Linked DNA regions of Homo sapiens: region 2 is linked to region 1. A link is a loop called in an ENCODE intact Hi-C map of the cell type or tissue named here. Cell type or tissue: MCF 10A. All regions are shown on one strand. Each heading gives the region's core, and the rest is flanking DNA. Links, peaks and the distances in the headings are about the cores only. Region 1 has its middle 6.6 kb from the start of PHACTR2-AS1. Region 2 overlaps UTRN (utrophin).

Region 1 (5,387 bases), core at 282-5,281:
TGGGGAAACCACCTCTAACCCACATTATCAACCATGTGATTTAGAGAGATTGACCCATTCTTTGTTCCTGGGCTTTACTTGGCTTTGGCCAGTCATCAATGGCTGCGTGCTTGGTTTAAGGGTGTGTCCTTGATCCAATTCAGGCCATCGAGATGCATGGAGACTTTCACTAGGTCTTATGGAAGTTTCTTCTCTATTCCATGGAGGTCCCTGGATGCTACATTATTATGTTTGTCATCCATGGGAGCCAGCCCAACTGTGAAGGTTAAGAGAGAAGAGCCTAGAGAATTTCTGAGCTTTGAGAATGGATGCAATTAAGCCTGAGGCCAGCCCTACCTCCAAACCAGTTTTGTGAACCCATGAATTTTCTTTCCCTCCTTTTTTTTTTTTTCTAAGTATTTTTGATTTTGGTTTTCTGTAGCTTGGAAAAGTTTCTGTTGATAACAGATCTTTTTCTGTGCATTCTATCATGTTATTTGTCCCTGTGTTGGCACTTATCTTAGTTAATTATGTGGCTGTTTTTCTTCAACTAAATTATGATGTCCTTGAAACTGTGGACTAAATCACTTACCTGCCTTTCTTATATTTGTATGGAGCTTAGTCCTTCCATTTAGCAGCACTCTGAGGGCCTAATTTCCACTAGGCCCAGAACTGGGTCTGGTTCTCCATAACTGTTTATGGAATCGTGAATTTTATTTAATATGCTACCTGTTTTCGCTTTCTATTATTGCATAGCAAATTACCACAATCCTAGTGGCTGAAACAAGTTACAGGTTCTATGGGTCAGGAGCCTGCGAGCAGCTCAGCTGGGTTCTCTGCTTAGGGTCTTGCCAGGTCACACTCAAGGTGTCAGCTGGGCTGTGTTCTCATCTGGAGCCTGACTGGGGAAGAATTTATTTTAAGCTCATTACACCTGCAGGCAGGATTCAGTTCGTGCAGCTGTGTGGCTGAGTGCCCCTGGTTTGCTGGCTGTTCACTGGAAGCTGCTAGAGGCTCTCACTGTGGGCTTCCTCAGCGTGGCTGCTCAGTTCCTCAAGGCAGGAAGGAGAATCCCGGTCTCTAGTTCACTAAGGCAGAGTCTTAGATAATGTAACATAATCACAGAGTGGTGTCCTGTTCCCTTTGCCACATTCTATCGATAAAAACAAGTCACAAGTTTCATTTACACTCAAGGCTAAGGGATTGTACAAAGGCATGGCCATTGGAGGTCTGTCCTCCATGCTACCTTAAAAGTTCCTGTTCAAAGAGTTTTCTTTAAACATAAAAGTGGGTTCAATGTCTCTCAACATTGATACCTCTCATAGTAGGCAATTAGATTTTTAAAGTTATAACTATTTTTTTTTCTACTCAGGAGTGGCATTAAGTTTGCTTGAAATTTCTTCTTATGATCACCTGTATTTTATTTAGGTTGAATCGTTTTGCAAATACTGGTAAAATGATTCCCCGGAATGTGTTTAACTTTTCAAAATACTTTTATATTCTTTTGATGGCATTAAAAAAAAAAAAGCAGTGGCTCTGAGTCAGTTATGTTGGAAATTTGATGTGAATATTTTCCAAGAGCCCAAAGGACTAAGGACTGTCTCCTATAAATATTTCATTTTTGTTCTAAATCTAACAGCTGGCCTTCTCCTCCTCTCCCCCAATTTTTTAAAAACTAAAGGCGTGGTGTAAAACAGCAACAACAACAACAACCTCCTACACTCCTTTACCCAAAGTAAAAATTAACACGTTAATAGACTTGTGAAATTTGGCCAGATTTTCCTTTATCTATACAGAATTCCTAGATGTTGACTGGCAGATTAGATTTCTCAGTATTTACTTGGCTAGTTAATTGTAACAAATAATCCATTTGGAACATAATTAAGAGATGATAAACAAAAAATAGGCAAATAAATAATCATCAACACTCCAAAAACATTTTCAGCCAGTTATTTTCTTGCATATATTTTCATGTTTTTAATGTTTTACTTTACATCTACGAATTAATTTCTCCATATTGTTTATACATAGTCTTTGAACATCATGATTTCTATCCGTGGTTCATAGTTCGATGAGATAGCTTTCTCTTTTACAAAAAGTCTTTTAAAAATAACTTACCATATTCCTATCTTTAGGTTTTAAACATCGTTTTACATAATTTGTGTACTTTTTTATAAGCACCATGTCTTAATTTTCTAGCACACCTGGAAATGTTATAATGTGACTTAGTCTTTATATGAATGATCTGTCCTTTATATTCTTGATGATGAACTATCAAAACGCCAGTTTAGAGGATGGCTTTCAGAAAGATGGACTTGGAGAAAAAGCGCTCCCTAGCTGCTGTTTTACCGTGTGGACACTAGATGGTGCAGTGGTCATACTGATCAGCCAATGTAATACTGGTAAGACACCAGAGACTTGATGTTGGTGCTTAATAGCTTCCATTGAAAAGACAGATGTACCTATAAATGTATTGTTTGAATAGTTCTCTCTCGTGAAGTACTAAAGTCCTTGAGAAGCAATATGAGATAAATTACTTTTTGTTTTTAACTATTTAATGTTTATTTATCTTCCAATCATTTTAAAACCTTTATTGAACCGTTTTGTTAAGTAAAAATCCAGTCCCTATTGGGGTAAATTGTTTGCAGAGTACAATTGATTCTTAAGTACATTAAGTCTTTCTAAGTGGACATTTGTTTTCAATTTAGAAAAAAAAAGTCTATGTTCCAGTTCTTCGAACAAATATTTTTGAAGTTTTTTAGAAACTTTTTAAGAGTTGCTGTTTTCAGCCAATAGAGCATAATCACATTTCTGGAATGAGATATATCAGACAAAGCCAATGTCCTTGACTAAATTGAATCTTTTCTAAATTGATGTCCAACAGAACTAACATAGATGTTATAATCTGCATATCCAAAGGGTTTTTCTTTATCTTGGCTGGAAACTTGGAGCATCTGCAAGCTTGGTGTCTTCACATTAGATTACTCTTTGTGTGCTAGAATTTGCGATCCAAGCCTGAATCCTTTAATTACCTTTGAGTTATATAACACCCAGGGGACAAACTGGAAGAGATGCTGCTGTATAACACTCCGCTCTCATGACATAGCTTTGGAAGGTCTCTCTTCTCACGCATTTTCTAGATTACGTATTTTACAAGTCGTGGGGTGATTTTCTGTTCCTGAAAAAGCAAGTTTGCTGAATTGCATTAATTCAAAAAGAAGCTGTGCTTAAAATACAAGAAAACAAAAAGTTTAACAGATTTTACATTTATTTACTTTAAGCATAGTGTTCATGACTACGTAAATGGCTTCAAGGGAAAAGTTTATTTCTAACATTTAGCTTTTCAGTTTTAAAACAGAAGTTGAAAGAGGGAATATTTGTGGTTTTTAAAGTTAACTTAAAAATTGTTTGAAGAGGGGCTGGGAGCGGTGGCTCAGGCCTGTAATCCTGGCACTTTGGGAGGCAGAGGTGGGTGGATCACTTGAGGTCAGGAGTTCGAGACCAGCCTGGCCAACATGGCAAAACCCCATCTCTACTAAAAATACAAAATTAACCGGGTGTGGTGGCACACACTTGTAGTCTCAGCTACTCGGTAGGTTGAAGCATGAGAATCACTTGAACCCAGGAGGCCGAGGTTGCAGTGAGCCGAACTCGTACCACTACACTCCAGCCTGGGTGACAGAGTGAGACTCTGTCTCAAAAAAAAAAAAAAAAAAAAAAAAAAAAAAAAATTATTTGAAGAAGTCTAAATTTTCTGACACTGCTTGTATTATAGGTATATACTACTTAAAACTCTATGCTAACATACACAAAAAGCAACAAACTACTATATCAGATTATATATTTATGTGCTTTAATTTGTATAAAATATATTTTGGGGGTTGTTATTTACCCTTATAATTAGATGAACTTCTTTTGAGAAGTTGAATGAAATGTAAAAAACATTTTTCAATTTTAAGTTATATTTTAAGAACACCAAGAATTTTGCTGCAGTGGATCTTCTGGTAGAGGGAAGATTCAGTCTTTTAAAATTGTATTTTAGCATGCTCTGTGTCCAAAACCCTGTGCCAGGCAACAAAAAAGACACATAAAAGTAGCCAACTTGGTCCCTGCCCTTGGGCACTCACAGTCAAGGTCATCAGTATTTTAAAATAAAATATCACCTAACATAGGGAAATAAAATTATGATCCCAGATAACAGTAGAGAAGATGAGAGAAGGACCCTAGCAGTTAAAAAGGTCAGGAGAGGCTTTGTGAGAAGGGAAACATTAAATAGTATTAAAGATTATGTAAGATTTTGACTTAGCAAAAAAAGGTGTGAAAAAAACTCCAACCAGGAGAAATGTGATGAGCAGAGGCATTGAGATGAGAATGCCCCGTGTGAGTTTTCAGTTTCGCTGGAATTACAAGCTAGAAGAGGAGATGAGACCAAATTGATATATCGGAACCCTATTGTGCAAGGCTTTGAATCACAAAACTCAGACATTTGAACTACAGCCTCTAAACAGTAGATAACAGTTGAAAATGTTTGGGTACCAGTGTGAGATCCTGAAAACCATTTAAAGAGATTAACCTGGTAACCATATCGTCGATGGAAAAAAAAAAAGTGAGAGAGGAGAGATGCAAGGAGAGCCTAGAAGCACCTGTTTAGGTAGCTTACATATGAAATAAGAGCTTCAGCAAAGGTTCAAGAAGTGCAACCAAAACCAAGGGAAAGCGAGAGGTATGGTAAGAGAAATATGACTATCAATATAATGTTATAGTAGCATGTACTGTGCAGGTAAGTTCTCATTATTTATTTTTCTAGATTTGTCTAAATCTGGTCCAAGACACTCTATCCCCCGTTCGTTTGCCAACACCTGTGAGAATTCCACAGTCAACTTGCTTACTAGGCCCCTCCCTTTCCCTCTCATGGATTAAATCAGCCATAGTCCAAATGCAAAGAGGGAAGGAGCTTCATTTACTGTTGTTCCTTCACAAAGGAACCATTGCAGTCAAGTGCAGGGCTCCATGAGAGCTGGAGAGGGGTCCCCAGACCTCCATCCTCACGGTCCAGGATGGGGAAGTCATAGCCAGATTTAGCAGTTCCCCTTTGTCAGTGCAATGCCTCATCCTCCATGTTTCCCCTTCTAGGATGATCTAGTTTGATTCAACTCTTCTTGGCCCTTAACTTTCCTCAGGGAGGCAGGGGAGGCCAGAAGTCAAGAGAATAGATACGTGGCATTAGGCTTTCCCCATAAGAAAGGTTGAGCATGGTAGCCATGGAAGGATGTGTAGGTTGTTCACTGCTCAAGAGCATTGACTGTGGGGAAGAATGGGGCCGAAATGCAGCCCATACCCTGCTTGCCAAGCTGGGTACAAAATCACTCCTGCCAACAAGAAAAGGAGGAAAAGGACCTTTTAAAAAA
Region 2 (5,387 bases), core at 144-5,143, 910 kb after region 1:
AGTATTATCCAAATGTGGTGTGGAATCCCAGTCTTAAGATTATTTTCATTACTGCTTATATTCCACAGCGTTAGCATGAGATGTATGAGATTTTATCTGAATTTTAAAGCATGCAATTCGTTGTGGAAAGTTATTACTGTGCCTTTAAATATTAAGAGCTAAAACTTGACATTGAACACATTAACATTTGTTTATTTGGGGGAATGGCTTTTCCTTTGTAGATCGCTACTCAAAAAAGTAGGTTGTCTGAAAGTCAAGAAAAAGCTGCGAACCTGAAGAAAGACTTGGCAGAGATGCAGGAATGGATGACCCAGGCCGAGGAAGAATATTTGGAGCGGGATTTTGAGTACAAGTCACCAGAAGAGCTTGAGAGTGCTGTGGAAGAGATGAAGGTGAGGCGGGGACGACCAGTGCCAACAGGCTTCATGCCTCCCTCCTCCCTTTAAAACCAGCACATCAATCATCTGTCTATCTGTCAAACACTATGTGCATGTAGCATCTTTCACAGTAGGTTTTTGAATTAAAAAAACATAACAGGGTAGCTGCTCTAATTTTAGCAGGGGAAGAAAGCCAGGAGTCCACATATTTGGCTTGGCCCATGAGTTGAGTCCATGAGGGCCCATGAGACAAGCTCTTAAGTTAGACCTTTGGGAGGCTACAGAGAATGACTTAAAAACCTCTGGTAGTGGGCATGAGGAAGAATGATCATTTTTTTTTAATTGGGGTAAATACATATAACATTGGTCAGCTTAATTTTTAAGTGCACAATCCAGTGGCATTAATTGCATTCATCACTATTTCCAAACATTTTCACAAAGAGTTATTTTTTGTAAGGGGAACAAAAGAGACCTCCCAAGTTGTCTGAGGTTTATTCTTATTTTCCTGTTACTAATCTTCCAGTTAATACATACGGCACATATGAACACTGACGTTTCATTAGAGCAGGTAGGAATAGCGGTAGGAATGCATCGGGGAGTTCATATTAGTTGGATCCACTGGATACATTTCCTGTAAACTTGTACTCCTCTGTCGATAGTCTTGAACACTCTCTTTTTATATATAATAAAAGAACTGGGCATCATTCCCAAATTTCTAACACAGCTTCAACTGTCCTTGAATGTTCAAGCCAAAGGAGATGGTGTTTTCAAAGCTTTTTTTTCCTGTAAGCTTAAGCAACACAGTGACTAATGTTTTACCTCAAAGTTAACTTACCTAGAAGTGTAACTAAAGCAAAAATCTGTGATTTTTTTCAAAAAAGGGATTATATGACATTCATACATTATTATACATGAATCAAAGTAAATATGACAGGAGACTTGTTGGAAGTTGTTTTTTCACTAAAACATCTTTTTTAGTGTAGCTCTTTTTGAAAGATTTAAAAATACTCAGTACATAAGGTATTTTAAAATAGGCTACCATGTTAAGAATTGTCTCATTTATTGTCTTTCTTTACACTATTGGCATTGTAGTTCTGTGGATTTTAAAAGTTGCTATAGATGAGATTTGAGAAAAATGATATTTAAATATTTGATTGGGCAACATTTTATTTATTTTTATTCTTTCAAACAGCCATTAGGACTTACAAAACCACTACACTTAATTACTTTCCCCCAATCTAAGGAAGTTCAAAACCATTAAGTAGTAGAGAAAAGTAAAGGGGAAAGTGAAAGACTGTTTTATTTGTATTTATTGCCATTAAAAGTAATGGCATAAACTGCAATTACTTTTGCACCAACCTGATAGGTTGATTTTCCTGAATGTCAGATTGTTTATCTTAGCACTGAGAAACAGCTATTTCTGGATCAGATCATCTCAGTCTAACTTTATCATTGAAATGCTATTAATTAGCAGAAGGATACATGTGCCTATGTTCTATAATTTTTTAAAAAGCTTAAATTATTTAGAGAACTTTTAAAGATACTTCTACCATAGTGTACCTCAATTTTTGTGAAAATATATTTATCACAGTGTAATCTGCTCAGCCCTCCAGTGATAATGAAAATTCACTCACTTAAATTCTGATCTTGGACCCAGACTTTGAAAATACTTCATGTCAGTAAACATACTTTGGATAACTTACGTTAACACTGCTGTTATGAAATGAAAACATTTGTGGGAGCTGAGTACATTGGATGCATGAGTGAAATTTCAGAGTTAGCATTCTTATTTCAAAAACGCTCAACTGGGCTGGGTGCAGTGGCTCACGCCTCTAATCCCAGCACTTTGGGAGGCCAAGGTGGGTGGATCACCTCAGGTCAGGAGTTTGAGACCAGCCCCGCCAACATGGCGAAGCCTCATCTCGACTAAAAAATATGAAAATTAGGTAGGCATAGTGGTGGGTGCCTGTAATCACAGCTTCTCGGGAGGCTGAGGCAGGAGAATTTCTTGAACTGGGAGGCAGAGGTTGTAGTGAACAAGACTCTATCTCAAAAACAAAAACAAAAACAAAACCCCACAAAGAACCATTCACTGTTACCTAAATAATGTTCTATTTTGGCAGTTAGAATCATCCAGATGTTTTAACTTTGGTTTAATTCTTGAAAAAAAAAGAAAGAAAAGAAATTGGTTACTGAGAAAGGGAGACGTTTTTCAAGTTCATCCATCCTTTCTTGGAACAGAGGGCAAAAGAGGATGTGTTGCAGAAGGAGGTGAGAGTGAAGATTCTCAAGGACAACATCAAGTTATTAGCTGCCAAGGTGCCCTCTGGTGGCCAGGAGTTGACGTCTGAGCTGAATGTTGTGCTGGAGAATTACCAACTTCTTTGTAATAGAATTCGAGGAAAGTGCCACACGCTAGAGGTATGCTATTATTATTATTGTTGTTATTATTATTATTATTATTATTATTATTATTTTCAGTGATGTATTTCTGAGATCCAAACTCTGTAATGTTTTGGCCATTTTCAAATCTTGGAGAAAACTTCTCTTTTCTTTCAAATTCTGGATTATAAAGAAAAAATAGTTCTTGGGAAATAGTTTGATAAAAATGAAAGAGGGGTTAAAAACAGGAGACCAAAATCTGTCCCTAATTATCAGAAGGTTCTTGGGCAAGTCATTTTGTATATTCAAACTTTACTTTTTTTATAGGTGCAATCCAGGTTTTCATGTAACAGATGATCTGTAGGGCCTATTCCAGTCCAAAAATTGCAGAGCACATTTCAAGCCTCTCTTTTGTTTTGTTTTGCCTGGTTGAGTACATAGAGAGGAATTATTTTCTTTTGAGTGGTGTCTAAAGTTCAAGAGTCACCTGAAGGAAAAATAGAACTTAAATATGTGACAGTTTTACTGGGTCTTAGATAAAATACCTTTTTTTTTTCTCCCTGGCCATTACACGTAAAATGTAGATGAGTCTATGAAATTTTTTTAAACTAAGAGTGAGGTTTTGCTTGTTTGTTTTTATAGTAGTATGACTTTTGTTATTGCTTGTTGGAAGATTTAAGAAGGCTTTCAATTTACAACAATTTAATTTACATTCAATTTGACGTAAAACAAATATTTGTATTGTGGCAAATCTTGAAATGGTAAAAAATGGCAACTGCAATATTTAACCTAAATTCATTCATTACTTTGATCATTCATTCATTTGTAAATTCATTCGTTTCTTGTTCTAAACCAATTTTGTGCTAAGATAAATATATATCATTGAGGCAAGTTAGTAAGAAAGCTACTTGATTTGGGATCTGTCTGCTTCTTGGAAGTGGTCTTCTTTGAGTCATTTTTTCTTTCCCATAAGAAAAGAGGTTGTGCTTGCATCTGAGCAGATTTTTGGTCTGCTTTTTGCTTGTGGAAATTGGGGGACTAGAACCTCTTTTCTTTTATTCTAATTCAGTGGCTGGAAAATTATGGCTGAGGATTTTGTTTTGTTTTGTTTGAGACAGGGTCTTGCTCTGTCACCTATGCTGGAGTGCAGTGGTATGATCACAGCTCACTGTAACCTCAAACTCCTGGGCTCAAGTGACCTTCCTGCCCCCGCTTCCTGAGTAGCTATGACTCCAGCCTTGCAATGCCACACCTGGCTAATTATTTTTAAATTTTTTTTGTAGAGATGGGGGTCTTGCTATGTTGCCCAAGTTGGTCTGGAACTCTTGGGCTCAAGCCATCCTCCTGCCTTGGCCTACCAAAGTCCTGGGATTAAAGGCATTAGCCACTGCACCCGGACTGGCTGAGGGTTTAAATCTAACTTGTAGTTTGGTTTTGGATACCTGGTTAACTGAGAATAGTTTATACATTTCTCAAGGGTTGTACAACACATACCCCCCTCCAAGAAGAATCTGTGATAGGAAGCAAATGTGTCCTCCCAAAACCTAAAATATTTACTGGCTGGCCCTTTGTAGAAAAATGTACTGCTCCTTGATCTGGTAAGCATACTTCATATGGAGAGTGGACCGGCAGGTGCCTTCACTCATTTATGTAAACCAGAAGATGCCTCCACTCATTCAGTACATTCAAGACGACAAGCCCAGGAGGCATCCAGCTGAGTTCTTTCTCCTAAACTTACCACTCAAATAAGTTCCTCTTATAATAAGGGATTATAAATTTATAAATGTTTCCACCCACTACACAACCCCTGGGTCCCTGCTCTGGAAACCTCAGAGGGGAATGAGTGATCAAAACCAACACAGTAAGAACAGTATAACTCCAGTTTTGGTAAAATGTGGCTCTCTTATATTGACATGTCCTCATGAATTTAGAAAAAAGTTGGGAAGGCTACATTGCAAACTTTTACATCAGTTAGCTCCAAGTTGGAATTGGGTGGGGCCCAGGAGATTTCAATTTTCTATGAAATTATTTTTTAAAAATTTACAATTGGGAGCAATTTTTTCATTTTGTTCAAAAACCAAACTTTTTTTTTTTTTTTTTTTTTTTTTTTGAGATGGAGTTTCACTCTTGTTACCCAGGCTGGAGGGCAGTGGCGTGGCCTGGGCTTACTGTAACCTCTGCCTCCCAGGTTCAAGTGATTCTCCTGCCTCAGCCTCCCGAGTAGCTGGGATTACAGGTGCCTGCCACCATGCCCAGCTAGTTTTTGTATTTTTAGTAGAGATGGGGTTTCACCATGTTGGCCAGGCTGGTCTTGAACTCCTGACCTCATGTGATCCACCTGCCTTGGCCTCCCAAAATGCTGAGATTACAGGTGTGAACCACCGCACTTGGTCTTTAAAAAACAAACTAAATAATGTTTCTCTCCTGTTTTTCTTACTAATTATATAGTTCTATTTTTGACATTTAAATCAGATCATGGAATTTATTTTAAAGAGTGAGGCAGCCTCTTGCCCACTCTTTGCTCCCCACCCTTCACCAACTGGTCTCATATGATTTTGTTGATTATTTTATTTTATTTTATTTGAGATGGAGTCTTGCTCTGTTGCCCAGGCTGGAATGCAGTGGTGC

Evidence for each region. Hi-C counts contacts between places; a loop is a spot of excess contacts. Peaks named below come from ENCODE experiments on the same cell type or tissue, not always from the same donor. Only the 100,000 strongest peaks of a DNase experiment are listed, where the experiment ranks them.
Region 2: it touches region 1 in a loop (12-fold over the local background); 14 of 110 quality-filtered maps call a loop at or near these places.

What each region holds. Positions count from the first base shown.
Region 1 is chr6:143,573,199-143,578,585 of GRCh38, forward strand. It overlaps a transcript of PHACTR2 not described here. Among named protein-coding and RNA genes, the nearest start is that of PHACTR2-AS1, 6.6 kb to the left of the region's middle. RefSeq lists a silencer at 2,255-2,304. In MCF 10A, for the core only: a CTCF peak has its summit at 2,342 (motif pointing right); a DNase peak (open chromatin) is centred at 2,353.
Region 2 is chr6:144,479,591-144,484,977 of GRCh38, forward strand. UTRN (utrophin) reads left to right here. Exons shown (of 75, transcript NM_007124.3): 26 at 222-392; 27 at 2,619-2,798. Among named protein-coding and RNA genes, the nearest start is that of SNORA98, 77 kb to the left of the region's middle. In MCF 10A, for the core only: a CTCF peak has its summit at 2,693 (motif pointing left); a DNase peak (open chromatin) is centred at 2,701.